Linked DNA regions of Mus musculus: region 1 is linked to region 2. The links are chromatin contacts, found by Hi-C or POLR2A ChIA-PET in ENCODE. All regions are on one chromosome and are shown on one strand. The core of a region is the stretch at or near the end of the contact, and the rest is flanking DNA. Distances in the headings are between cores, read along the strand shown.

The links. Hi-C counts contacts between places; a loop is a spot of excess contacts on that map. ChIA-PET counts read pairs that join two places held with the same protein, here RNA polymerase II (POLR2A).
Region 1: a loop to region 2 is called in a map of heart, with 4 times the contacts of the local background. The contact joins the promoter of Cables2 here to the promoter of 4921531C22Rik in region 2. A Hi-C loop is called at or near these places in 2 of 37 maps with a recorded cell type or tissue (heart and regulatory T cell). POLR2A ChIA-PET finds 5 or more read pairs at or near these places in 1 of 5 experiments (embryonic stem cell).

The regions. Positions count from the first base shown.
Region 1 is chr2:180,269,527-180,276,369 of GRCm38, reverse strand. It overlaps Cables2 (CDK5 and Abl enzyme substrate 2), which reads left to right and starts at 2,905. Exons shown (of 10, transcript NM_145851.2): 1 at 2,905-3,270. The coding sequence starts at 2,915. It also overlaps a transcript of Rbbp8nl not described here.
Region 2 is chr2:179,972,517-179,978,784 of GRCm38, reverse strand. It overlaps 4921531C22Rik (RIKEN cDNA 4921531C22 gene), which reads right to left and starts at 1,932. Exons shown (of 2, transcript NR_033782.1): 1 at 1,593-1,932; 2 at 1-1,336. Taf4 (TATA-box binding protein associated factor 4) reads left to right here and starts at 2,139. Exons shown (of 15, transcript NM_001081092.1): 1 at 2,139-3,372. The coding sequence starts at 2,139.

The DNA of each region.
Region 1 (6,843 bases), core at 1,656-4,155, 300 kb before region 2:
CAAGAAGCCATCCCAAGGGAAGAGGAAACCGAAGGAACCCCTGACACCGGCGGAAGGTCCCAGGAGCCCAAAGGAGGACTTCAGCCTCTCCCCCATTAACAGCTGTCGGGAGACCTAACTCTCCAGACTGAGGGACACTGCATTTGCCCAGAGGTAGCTGTCACAGACTGTTGCCTGCACAAGTCAAGCCACACGACCTGAAGATAGCTCGGAATAGTCAATGCCCATAAGCTCCGCCTACATCCAGAGGGGCTGGCCAGCCAAGTCTCTTCTCAGGTTTCTGGGAAGCTCCTCCCATCTGAAGGCAGGGCGGGGAATAGGGGAGCCTCAGCCTAGCCCTGCTTCTTTTTCTGGGCAAGGTCCCCACCTCCAGAGGAGATGGAGGTCCCAGACTTTTCCAGGCTAGGAAGGACGCTTCAGTCAGCGCGGTCTCAGGCGCCCCCTTGTGGAGTCTTGGCAGATGCAACCAAGACTAAGAATTAAGAATCAGCCCTGAACCACTAGATCCTGATGGTATTGAAGAAACTTAGGGAAATACCTGTGTATGAAGTTTAAGAGCTGCCATTTCCAGGGCAAAAACAGGCACTGTTGGCAAAGCACCAGTCAGGGTCCAGTGTGGGGAAATAAGGGAGAAAGAAGCTGCCTTGGGGAGGTCAAGGAAGGTGGCACCTGAAGCTTAGATTTGGGTTTTGAGGGTTGAATAGAAGTGTGCCAAGCAGGCAAAGTTCCTAGCATGCTCTTATAAGCATCTAAATATGTGCCAAAAGGTCAGGGTGAAAGCCAAGGAGAACTCACTTGACCATAACTGAGTGAGGAAGGCTGGAGCTGGCCAAACCAGGTAGAAGGACTACAGCATAAAAGGGAACTGTGGGTATAATTGTAAGAGCCTGAAACTTCCAGAACTGGAGAAACTGTCACTGGGACTGGGTGAGGCCTGGGCTTAACAGAGTACCATTCTCTACTGAGCACACCTGAGAGGCCCGAAGGACAAAATTCCAAGGGACAGCCAGGTGTGTGTGTGTGTGTGTGTGTGTGTGTGTGTGTGTGTGTGTGTGTTCAATCAGTTACAAGATTCTTCAGCTTTTTCAAATTTGAATAAAACACAAGCTGTATGTTTTATCCACTTTGACCTCCTGGTCAGGTTTGGTCTGTGAGGGAAAAAAACCCACAGTACCACACCCAGGAAGAGGCCAAGTTCCTGTTTAAATGTCCCTCAATCACCTCACAGGTTTGTCTGCCAATATTGGGGTCTAGCTCTAGGGCTATGTCCACACTCATGGTACCCTGCCAGGAGCACACCTCCTTGTCATCCCTGTCAGACAGTGGCTTCTGTTAGCCACGATCAATTACCCATCCCAAAGCAGCTTAGTCATACAGCTAGCACCTCATACTACCAGAGACCAAAACTCAGAAAGGTAAGCAGCCTGAGTGTGAAGGACACCACCCCAGGTCAGCAGACACCATGACCCCCTGACAGAAATTACTCTCTCTGGGAGTGCCCACCACTCAATGGACCAAGCCCTGCGTTCTACTAGACAGGAAAACTGTCCACCTTGTCACTGGTTCCTGGCAGGGTAGCTAGGAAAAGGCAGTGGAGAAGAGGGGGGTCAGAACAGAGTAAGGGTAAGCCTACTTGTTCAGGGATGACAGGGAGATGCCATGGATAGAGGGGGGTGTCTGACAGAATCAGCCTGCCTGAGCCTTAAAAGCAGGGAAGGAACTGGCAGTATGAACTCCTATAGGTAACACTACCGATGGCTTCTCCCAAGGAAAGAAGCCACTTCCCAGGGATCTCTCTCCCTCAACCAACTCCACTCCAGCACCCATTTTAAGCAGCCACAGGACCAGAGCAGGCAGTGACCATAGACCAAAAAGAACATTGGGGAGATTTTCCTTTGTGTTTCTTCAATGATCCATCAAACACTTTAAAGACAAGAAGTCGCCGGGCAGTGGTGACGCATGCCTTTAATCCCAGCACTTGGGAGGTAGAGGCAGGCAGATTTCTGAGTTCGAGGCCAGGCTGGTCTACACTATACAGAGAAACCCTGACTTGAAAAACAAAACAAAAGAAAGATAAGAAGTCCACATAGGTTGGGAGCTGGAAAGAGCAGGTGATGGTAGGGTGAAGACTCTGTACAGGGAAGGGCCGACATACACACACGGTACTGAGCCAGAAGGGTTTGTATACTCGAGTCCTGGACATCCTCCACGAAGGAAACTGAAACTCCAGTATCATGCAGACTCAAGACCACGTCCATGAGGCAACTGAGATGTCAGCTGCCCTCAGACCATAGACGGGTGTCTTCAGCAGTCAGTGAGGAGGCCAGGCGGCACAGCCCGGAAGTTACAGGCTCTGGTGGAACATGGATGGATACCTGCCCAGAAGAACCCCAGGGCTGAGGGAACACCCCGGAGCAAGTGACCACAACAGGCCCGCACCCTGAGTCTGCAGCCCATAATGAACATTCGCTGAAGGGTGCCCTGTACACCGAGTCCTGGACGGGAGAACAGGACACAGGTTCCGTGCACCTACCGACCTTGCCGTGTTTAGCCACGCCAAACCTACAACAGACAGAAGACTCTAGGACTCAGGGGAGCGCCGGGGCAAGCCACATATCGCTAGCCGATCGAAGGGCTCAGAGGAGCCTCATTTGCATGCAGGCGCGCCGCAACCAATGGACAGGGACCGCGGAACTATATTTGCATATGGGCGCGCCGCGGCCAATGGGCGGGAGCGACGGGGTGGTATTTGCATACAGGCGCGCCGCAACCAATAGACAGGAACCGCGGAACTATATTTACATATGGGCGCGCCGCGGCCAATGGGCGGGAGTGACGGGGTGGTATTTGCATGCAAGCGCGCCGCGGCCAATGGGCAGCTGCGCGGCGGCGCGGCGCGGCGGCGCACTCGAGCATGGCCGCGGCTGCGGCGGGAGGAGCCCCGGGTCCGGCCCCCGGCCCCTCCAGGCCCGCGCCGGCCGCCCGGAACCCGCCGGCCGTGCCGCGGAGGCGCGGGGACTCCCGGCGCCGTCAGGCCGCCCTCTTCTTTCTCAACAACATCTCCCTGGACGGACGGCCCCCGAGCCTGGGTCCCGGAGGCGAGAAGCCAGCGCCGCCGCCGCCACCGCCCACCGAGGCCCGCGAGGCGCCCGCGCCGCCGCCCGCTCCACCTGGAGGCCTCCCGGGGCTGCCAGCCAGGCCCGCGCCCCAGGGCCTGCTCAGCCCCACGACGGCGCCCGCCGGCCTTGGCCTGGACGGGCAGCGCCAAAGGTGAGTGGGCTGGACGGGGGCGGCTGCACGCTGGGGTCAGGGTGGTGGCCTAGAGGCCTAACCAGCACTCCGGCTGTGTGACCTATGGCCTTGGCAGCCCGGGGCACCGGTGGTGGTGAGCCAGGTCCCTCCTCCCAGGTTGTGGGGTAGTTGACCTATGGGTTCGGGTAAGCCACAAGCTCGGCAGACCTGGACATGGTTGGGATGAGGTGGGTCCATTCACCCCGCACACAGGTATGGTCACCTGGTACCCATCAACTTAACACTCAGAGGTCTGGGTGAACCGGAATGGTCAGCCCAGGACACAGGGTCAAGATGACCAGCCCAAGATCAAGGTGTCGGGTAATTAGGGAAGAGGGTTCTTCAGCCCATAATGCAGGAGCCAGGGTGGTCCAGGGATCCTTCATTCTGGTACTTGAGGGCCCATCACCGCAGCGTGCAAGAGTCAGAGAGGCTCGCAGTCCCGTCTGTCCTTGACTGGGACTGAGGTGATGTGGCAGCATCAGTCCAGAATACAGGAGATGAGTTTGGGATTAACTGAAGCTGGTCAGCCTCCAGAGGGAAGGGATAGTCCCACTAAAACTGTCAACTTCTGGATATGGGGTCAGCTCTTTACCTTGAAAGTCCCACTAAAGCTGTCAGCTCCTGGATATGGGGTCAGCTCTTTACCTTGAAAGTCCCCTGAATATGGATTTCGGAGTTCCCTTGGTCTAATTGACTCTAGACACATCCCTCCCCTGGCTACCCTACACAGAGACTCACAAACACTTTTTACAGGCTGTGTGCCCAACTCAGCTTGTGGGCCAGGGTCTTACCTACCTGGTCTCATCTCTACTCGGCCTTATACACCTGACCACCTCCCTGCCCTCTGTCCCACACCTGCTGGACTCAGGGTCTGCAACATGTAACTGTTCTGCCTCCCCTGCCTGGATCCTAGGATCCTTCATCCTAGCCCAGGACAGCTCTTATTCCTCACTACTCCCCCATTCCCTGGCTATGCTTACTTCCCAGATGGCCGTAGCTACCAGCACCATGTGGGTCTCAGCCTGCTCAGCTCCCTCTTGCATTCTCAGCCTTCACCTAACGAGTGACAGCGGGAGCTAAGTCTGGACACTGAGGTCCCTTCTGGGCAGGCCCCACTGCTATATATCCGAGCTCCTGCCAGGTGGCTGGCTCCCAGGTGTGGGAAGCCCTAGGCAGGTCTGTGATGGGAAAAGCTGTCTGACTTCTGACCCTGCATCACATATCTGTGGCCAAAGGACCTCAACTTTCTGTGGCTACCACCTCAGCCTACAGGTAGGGCCAGGTCATGCTTCTCCACAGGACATAGAGGGATACAGTGGGGACAAGGGGTCAGTTTGTCCCAGAGTGTTAGTTAGCTGGACCCCCTTGAAGAGCAAGCTGAAACATTTGTGGTTGAGGCTCCCTTTGGTACCCACGCCGTCCTAGCTCTTCCAGCCATCCGTCTTCCTAGTTCTGCCCCACTTCATCCTGAGAGTTGTTATCCTTGTGTGGTCACAGGCCTTCAACAGGAGGACGGTCTACCCCAGCTCCCAGTCTGTGGGTAGGAGAGACAACAGTGGCTGGCCTCCTGAAGGCTGTCACAGTGAGTGCAGACCAGCCATCCTCCATCCGGTAGCTCTGTGACCTTGAACAGCTAATGGATCTCTTACAGCCTCAGTCTCCTGCTCTGTGGAATAGGCTGACAAGAAGCTTTTTGTCCTTGATCCTACTTTGGGCTCTCAGGAGTATTTTCTAGCAATAGACAGAGTCACTGCTGGTTGTCTGCACAGGGCTTTTGAGCTGTTTATTGTCTCTTTTACTGCATGCCTGGAAGGAGGCTCACCTCTAGGCTCTATGGTCCCGTTCAAAGTGTGTATTCCAGCTACTTGCCCACTGCTGCCTTCTGGTTAGAGAGCCTGTGTGTGCACCTCTAAGGCCATGGAGAAAAAGGAAGCTCCCAGCAGCAGCAGCACTTTTCCCCCCAGCCCTGGATGCCAATCACTGAAGGTCAGGCTGTAACCTGGAGGTGCTCCTGACCCTGTACAGCTTCCACAGGCCTTGGGTGCCGGTGGCTTACGCTGTGTTGATCCCTCTCCTTGTCTCCACGTGGGGCTCCTCCCTGCATGTCCTCACGGGTTTATCTTGTCCTCCTTTCACCTTGATCCCTTCCTAGAGTGTCTGTAGCTTAGGCCCCTAAGGAGGCTTTTGAAGGATCTTTTTGGGGAACTACTTCAACTTACAACAGCCCTGCTTAGTACCTGCTGGAGAAATGAAGAGGAAGGGAAAGTCCCCATAGGCAAATGACTTTGCAAATTGCAACCTAATTGCACCCACCATTAGAGAACTGGGCCTAGAGGCAGGAGACTGTGTTCTGCTTTGATCTCAAAGAGGGGCCTAGGCCAGCCCTGAGTAGCACCTGAGCCACTTAGAGGAGCCATTGAGCAACTTGGCACCTGGGTATTAGTCTCTGCCCAGAATCTGCTCACTCGGGGCTGAAACCCACTGGAGTAGTCAGTCGCCAGGACAACCCAGCTGCTGACCCTGCCTCTGAGGCCCCACTCTTTCTCTGTGAAGCTGCTGGACCACAGGCCTCTCTACATGGAGTGCTGGGACGGAGACTCACCAGGAGACCATGGGGTATTTTGCTTATTTGTTTGGGTTTTTAGCAGATACAGGTCTGTGAGGAGCTAAATGGTGTGCTCGGGCAGGGGAACAGAGCCCCGGGCTCTGACTGAATGCTGTTGTGCTTGCTTAGTGGAGGAGGGTCCCAGACTCCTGAGCATGCTGGCCAGGATGGGCTCCTCACTAGGGACTTCTCTGCAACCTGTCATGTGACGGGTGGTTCCTGAGTCTGTCCCGAGCCTGCACAGCCCATCCACTCTTCCTGGATTCCTAAAGGGCACAGAATCAAAGCCACGGGCACGTGATCCTGCCTAGACCTCTCCCCATCTCCCAAGTTCCAAGCAAGGAAGCCTGTCACATACCAGTTGTTGTTTAAGGTCTGTAGTTAGGTTTCAGGTACCAACTGAAGAACAGAGGAGGGTGGACTTCAGAGGCAGCAGCAACGTTGCTAAGGGGCAGCTCTGAGCTGTTAGGACAGCTGAACTGCTCAGCGGGTAAGCCCTCTTAGCTAGCACCTTCCCTCTCACTCCTGACCCCTGGCCTCTTCATCCCACGTCACATGTAGAGGGCTCCAGTCATTGCCATGCAACCATGCCATGGAGCTGGAGCAGACACTGTCCTGTACGTCTGCAGCTTGAGGTACTGAGCTTGGGACTTTTTAGTTGTCTGGAGAGTGTCAGCTGAGGCGACAGAAAGTCCAGATTGCTCCTCAGTGTTTATCTGCTTTTAGCTATTCTCAAATTGAGGTGCCAGGCACATGTGAACAGTACAGGAGTCCCCGTGTATTTGTGGACATACAGTACATGCCACCGTACGCTCCATGAGCAGCCCCTGCGTTTCCACATACCCTCCTCAGCTGTCTCCTCACCAAGACCCCCACCGCTACATAGAGTGTCATATTATGCATCATATACACAGACATCCCACATGTCAACCCTTACTCTGGCT
Region 2 (6,268 bases), core at 683-3,182:
TATCAAAGGGAGAGACAATTTAAAGAAAATTTGTTCTTCAGTCTCCAGAGTGACAAAGGTTAAGGCTTTAATAGTGTCTACTGCCCCTTGCATATAGATTTTGAGGAGGGGAGGAGACTTTTTAGCTCCACCCACTTCAGTCTTAAGAGCTCTGCACTTGAAAACAGCTACCTGAAAGATGTGTGGCTCCCACACTGGGCTCTGCAGCAAGGAATGAAGGGACTGGTGGGCACAGACCCTAAACCCTGCACCTGTAACTTAAGTCTTGGTGGCTCAGGGGCTGTGTCATTAGCAGATGCTTAAGAATGGAAGGAGGCTGTGTACCGTGGTACCAAGAGGCCTGTGAGCTCCAGAGCCTGGGCTTTGCTATGGCTCTCATTGTTGTGCTCCCTGTCACCTAATGGCTTCGGGGTACAGGCTACTGTACACCTAACTGGTGGGTCCCATTAACCGGCATCAAGAGGATTAGCAAGAACCTTCTGATCCTTTGGTCCACTTTAAAATCTTCAAACCATTATCAAGAGTAAAGAATTCTGTGACTTGTGGCTGGGGGCTGTGACTAAGTAGTGTCCCACTCACTCAGGATGATGCTCTTGGCCCTGAACGTGTTCTCCTGTGTCAAAAGAAGACTCGTGGGTTTTATTTACAACTGTGAATTTCTGTTCCTTCTAGTGTGTGTCAAGCCTATACTGGCTTCTAGCACCCAACCTGCTTCCTCATTGTCTCTTTCTTTTTACTGGCTTTCCAAATCTGGAGGCTGATGTTCAAGAACAAAATTTCTGTTATTTAAGGATTCCCAAGCACACTTTGCAAGTGAGGGCACTGTGGGGTTTGTTTGTTTGTTTTGTTTTTTGGCTTCAAGGCGCACAGTTCCTTAGGTAGACTATTGCTTAGAGGACAGCTGGGGTAGGGTGGGGTTTGTATAGTAGTTATATAACTCATTTAGTTTAAAAGGCTGGGACAGGATCAGCACACAGGCTGAGAGTTTATACTCTGCTTTTGAGAGAATAGTTCTCACCTCACCTTTTTGATACAGGGCCCCACAAGACCCCCAGGCTGGCCTCCAACTAAATGCATAACAAAGGTTGAACTCCTTTTCCTCCTGCCTTCATCTTCCGAGTGCATGGAGGGTGTGTGTGGGTAGTAAAAGCTGGTGGGAAGAGTCTCTTTCAAGGCACGAAAGGAAAAAAAAAAAATTACAGTGTCAAATTCCTCATTCCCCAGTGCTGGATCTGTGCAGACCGTGGCAAGTCTCTTCAGAGGTGACGATGATTCTAGGAAGGTCAGTTGCGTTGAGGTCCCCAACAAGCTTTGCCATCTGGAATTTGTTTTCGGCCTTTTCAAAAAAAAAAAAAAAAAAAAGGAAAGACGAAATCCATAGCGATGTCCAATAAGACGGCCTTTTGGTTAAGAAAACACCCAGAAAGAAAGGGGAGAAATGGTAACGAAAATGTTCCTACAAAGTGCCAGCAAGCATCAGTTTAGAGGATTTACAACCAACCCCCCCCTCCCCCACGAGAAAAGTAAATAAAGAACAAATCAGCTTCCGGATGTCCAGCTTCGTCCGGGGTGTGCACGGCCCTCGTACTAACCGCTGTAAGTCAGGGGAGCTGACCCGTCGTGTCCGCGGCGTCCTCTGCGCACCTCTCCGCCCCGAAAGCGCCTTCGTGCCAGGACTCCTGCTCCTCTCTGACCGCCGGGGCCCCGGGAGCGCCCGCGCAGCTGTCACCGCCCGCCCTGGCCGCAGCCATTTTGGAAGGGTGCAGACAAAGGGCGAACCCCGCAGCCGGCTGCCGCGACCCACCCGGCGCCTAGAGCCGCCGCTCTCCCGGCCCCGCTGCCATTCCCACCAGCGCTCCAACAGCCGACCAGCACCCAGCGCCTAGCCTGCTCCCCGGCCTCTGGCGCTCGCAGCCATTGGCCGCGTCTTTTAAGAGCCCGCCGCAGCCAATCGGAGGCCACAGGGGCGCGGGCGTGGGCGGTGCGTGTCGGCGCGCCTGCGCAGTGGGCCGCCCCTCCCCCCTCCCTGCGCGCCGCGCCCCCGCCCGCCCCGCGCACCGCCCCCCGCCCCGCTGGAACCTCCTCCTGCCCAGGCGCGCTCGGCCGAGCGGCGGCGGCGGCGGCGGCGAGGAGGAAAGATGGCGGCGGGCTCGGATCTGCTGGACGAGGTCTTCTTCAACAGCGAGGTGGACGAGAAAGTGGTGAGCGATCTGGTGGGCTCGCTCGAGTCGCAGCTGGCGGCCAGCGCGGCCCACCACCACCACCTCGCGCCGCGCACGCCCGAGCTGCGGGCCGCGGCCGCCGGCGCGCTCGGGAACCATGTTGTGAGCGGCAGCCCGGCCGGAGCCGCGGGCGCAGGGCCGGCCGCCTCCGCCGAGGGCGCGCCCGCAGCGGCGCCGGAGCCGCCCCCCGCAGGTAGAGCGCGGCCGGCGGGTGGGGGCCCGCGGCGCCCGGGCTCCAGCTCACCGCGCCGCTTGCTTGTCCCCGCAGGGCCCGCGCCGGCGCCCGCCAAGCTGAGGCCGCTGCCCGAGGCCAGCGCGGGGCCCTGCCCCGCCGCCGCTGCCGCTGCCGCCGCCACCGCCGCCGCCGTCGCGGGGCCGGATCCCGCCGCCGCCGCCCCACCCGCCGGCCCCGGCGCCTCCAAGCCCGGCCCGCCTGGCCCGCCCGGCCCCGGCGCCGCGCAAACTTTGAATGGGAGCGCCGCGCCGCCCACCGCGCCGCACGCCGCACCTGCTGTCAGCCCGGTCAACAACGGGCCCGCGCCGCCGCCCGCCGCCGGCTCTGTCATCCAGGCGGCCCCCGCGCCCGCCGCGCCCTCGCCGCCCGCCGCGCCCGCGCCCGCCGCGCCCCCGCCGCCCGCGCCCCCAGCGCCTGTCGCGCCAGCCCGGCCGCCCGGGCACCCCGCCGCGCCCGCGCCCCCCGTGTCACCCGCTGCCGCTGCCGCCGCCGCCGCCGCTGCCGCCGCCGCGCAGAACGGGGCCGCTCCTGCCCCCGCCGCGGCCTCCGGGGGCGCCGCGGGGTTGGGCCAGCCGGGCGCGGGCGCGCAGGGGGCCAAGGCCGAGGCGCCCAAGCCCGGACCGGGGCCCGGGCCGGGGCCGGCGGCGGCGGCGGCGGCGGCGGGGGTCGCGGGCGGGGGCGCGGCGGGCAGTGTGCTGCTCGGGCCCGCCATGCCGGGCGCGCTGCCGGGGCCTGCGCCCGGGACCCCCGCGGGGCTGGCGAAGGGTGCGGCCGCGGCGACCCCCAGCCTGCCTCGGACGCCGGCGGCCACCACCGGCGCTATCCGGGCCACGCTGACGCCCACCGTGCTGGCCCCGCGCCTGCCGCAGCCGCCGCAGAACCCGACCAACATCCAGAACTTCCAGCTGCCCCCAGGTGAGTGGCAGCGCGCGGCGGGAGGCCGAGGGCGGGTGCACCAGGCTGCCCTGGCGTTCCAGGAAGTTCTGGGCTGCATTCTGGGACCGTGCCCTAGTCGGGTGGCCCGAGAGGCCGAGGGGCGGCCCCTGCCCAGGTGACCTGCCAGTTTTGAGGGCGTCCCAGTCCTGGAGCTCCCAGATCCCTCGGGGAACTCTGCTGTCCCATTCGGATGCTCTGGGCTACCACCGTATAGCCGAGGGGCCCTTCTCTCTCCTTCCTCAGGTGAGGTCAAGAGAGGGCGAACCGACTACTCACGGGCATGCTAATGAAGTCTGTGGAAGGCGGCATGGGCTTTCCTGTTGCCAGGGAAGCCGGTTGGGGACTCCATGCTGGGAGCAGGCGTTTAGTGGTCATCAGTGCCTGAAAGTGGACCCTGGGTGTTTTTTGTTGTTGCCATCCCTGGAGGTCAGTAGGACACTTAGTGCGTAGGGGTCTGCGGATGCAGGAGATCATGGTGATGTGGATTCTGGGACACAGGAGCTGTCTCGGCTCTTGCAGATTCCACACATGTTCTGACTCTGTTGTCCTCGAATTCCTAAGGGTCCCTTGGGTTTGTCGAGTGGCTCCTTTCCTCGCTTGTAGCCTGCTTTTGTTTGAGAGTCCTCTGCAGGAGTGTTCCCACAGAACCCTGGGCCGGAGCAAGCCCTGTGCGCTCCTCCGGTATTACACGGTGACATGTGCAAGCAGTAGTAGCAGCGCCGCCCGCCCGCCCGCCCGCCGCGGTGGCAGTAGTAGAGAATTAGAAAACATGCTGCTACTGTGTCCTCTCCTGTTTTCTTAAAAGTGGTTTGGGTCACGTTGAAAGACCTACAGCATCTTTAGAATTGGGTTTTGCTGTGGAAGTCAATGAGGATTGGGAAGGCTCATCAAAGGTCCAGAGATACCTGCCCTATCTATGGGGATATAGGACCCAGAAGTGTTTGAGAGGTTGCAGGGGCTGCCATGCTCTGAGGAGGCGCTGGGTGTGACATAAGGCCTAGGAACTGCAGATGTCTCTTGCCACACATCTGGGGTTTGCTGAGAAGTGAGCAGGGTGTGTGTGTGTGTGTGGGGTGGCTGTGTGTGTGTGTGTTTTGTGTGTGAAATTGAAATGCCTTGTTCATTATCTTCATTCTGACCTCTGGGTGGAAAGTATGGCTGATATTTATAGTTTAAGATGCATTTTGTGCTTGTAGTCTGCTGTTCGAAATGCCACAGTACTTTAACACGGACTTCCCCAATGCAAGTATGTGCCCACATTGTCCTTTTATCAGGAAAGCTGGCTTAGTCAGGTGCCCATGGCATCCTTCCATAGCAATCCTGGCTTACCCTGGCTCCTTTGCTTTTGAGTGCTGCACAAGTGAAGTCCGTCTCCCTGGGAGAAGGACGATGTCATTTGAAAAGGGCATTGGCTGCTGTCTGCACCACTGCTGCCTCCTTTTCCAGGTCAGGTTCAGAGTTGGCGTGTAGAGCAGAAGATAACTCCTTGGGGGAAATGTAAACATGTTCATTATTTGCACGTCTCTGCGTCTGCGTCTGCATCAGCCCCCATGCTTGTGCTGGAGAGTAGGGCAGAGTCTGGTGTGTAGCAGACACCCAGAGCTCTGCTTCAAAGTCCCACATGCTTTCTAAAAAAGAGAAAACTCACACCCATCCTCTGTACCCCTGGCTTCTGTTGCTGTTTTGATAAGGAGTGCTGATTGATTACCTTACTTTAAAAACACCCAAAGCTAAGCTAATGTTTGGTGCTTAAAACCATTACCACCAGTGCTAGAAAACCGACATCTTTTTAAACAAGACGGGGAGGCGTAGTCAGAGGATGCAAGCATCCTAGTTTTGTCCTGTAACTGCGTAGGCAGAACTTTTTCTAACTGATGTTCCTCCTTCATTGATAGCTTTTATAATAAAATATACTCAGGAAAGATGAAAATAGGTTCTAATAAAACGTTGTTTAGCCAATAGCAGCCTTTGCACGGTAAAGTGGAGAGAGAGGGGGAGGCAGGTTTCAAGGCTACACATAGGTGTCAAGTGGAATAGCATACCATTGGCAGTTGAGAGGAGTGTGAAAAGGGCTGAGTCCCTCCCAGTGCCCTCATGAGAGAGGTCATGCTGGGGGAGGGGAGGGACACAGGCTTCACCCTGAGGTCTGTGAGATCAAGTTTAATCTTCAGCATTCACCAGGAACTTCTAATAAGTACCTTGAACTTGTTTTTTAATTTCTTTTATTTTTTTAAGCAACCGGAGCCCCGATCTTCCCTGTCAGGACAAGTTTCTAAAGGGACTGGGATGTTACTGTGGTTGTGACTTGCTGGTGGTTTGCTGGTGCCAAAGTCTAAGTTTGATCCACAATGAGAGCTTTAGATAGTTCTCAGATTGCTGGATGGCAGGTGCACATGTCAGGAGGAGATAGAGGCATGTCACAGTGTGACTATAGTTGTCAAAAGGGCAGGTGAGAGAACCTCAGAGTTAGTGTGTGCTCTGGTGACTTTGAGAGTTCTGGGTGAGGATGCTGTCCTGCAGGCTGTTTTTCTAACTTGGCAAATTAGCATTTTCTTTTACGTGTGCTCATTCTACCTTGGTATTGAATTTACTCTCATGTTGCTCTAGAACTTGGCTAAATCATAGGTTCTCTGTGTAGGAGCAAACATTCCTTCTGTTGGCTTGGATGCTGTGGCTCTGGAGTGACACAGGTGTCAGGTGCTGGTTCCCACACGTGGATGTGGATTAGTGGCTCACCACATTTGGGTCTGCCTGAGTTGTTGGGCAGATAGATTCTCAGGCAGCTCAGGGTGGAGTTCTGGAGGGGTTATGGGCTGGGGTTCTGAAGGCCAACTTTGGCAGCAGCAACCAAGAGGAACATTCTTGGAACTTTAGC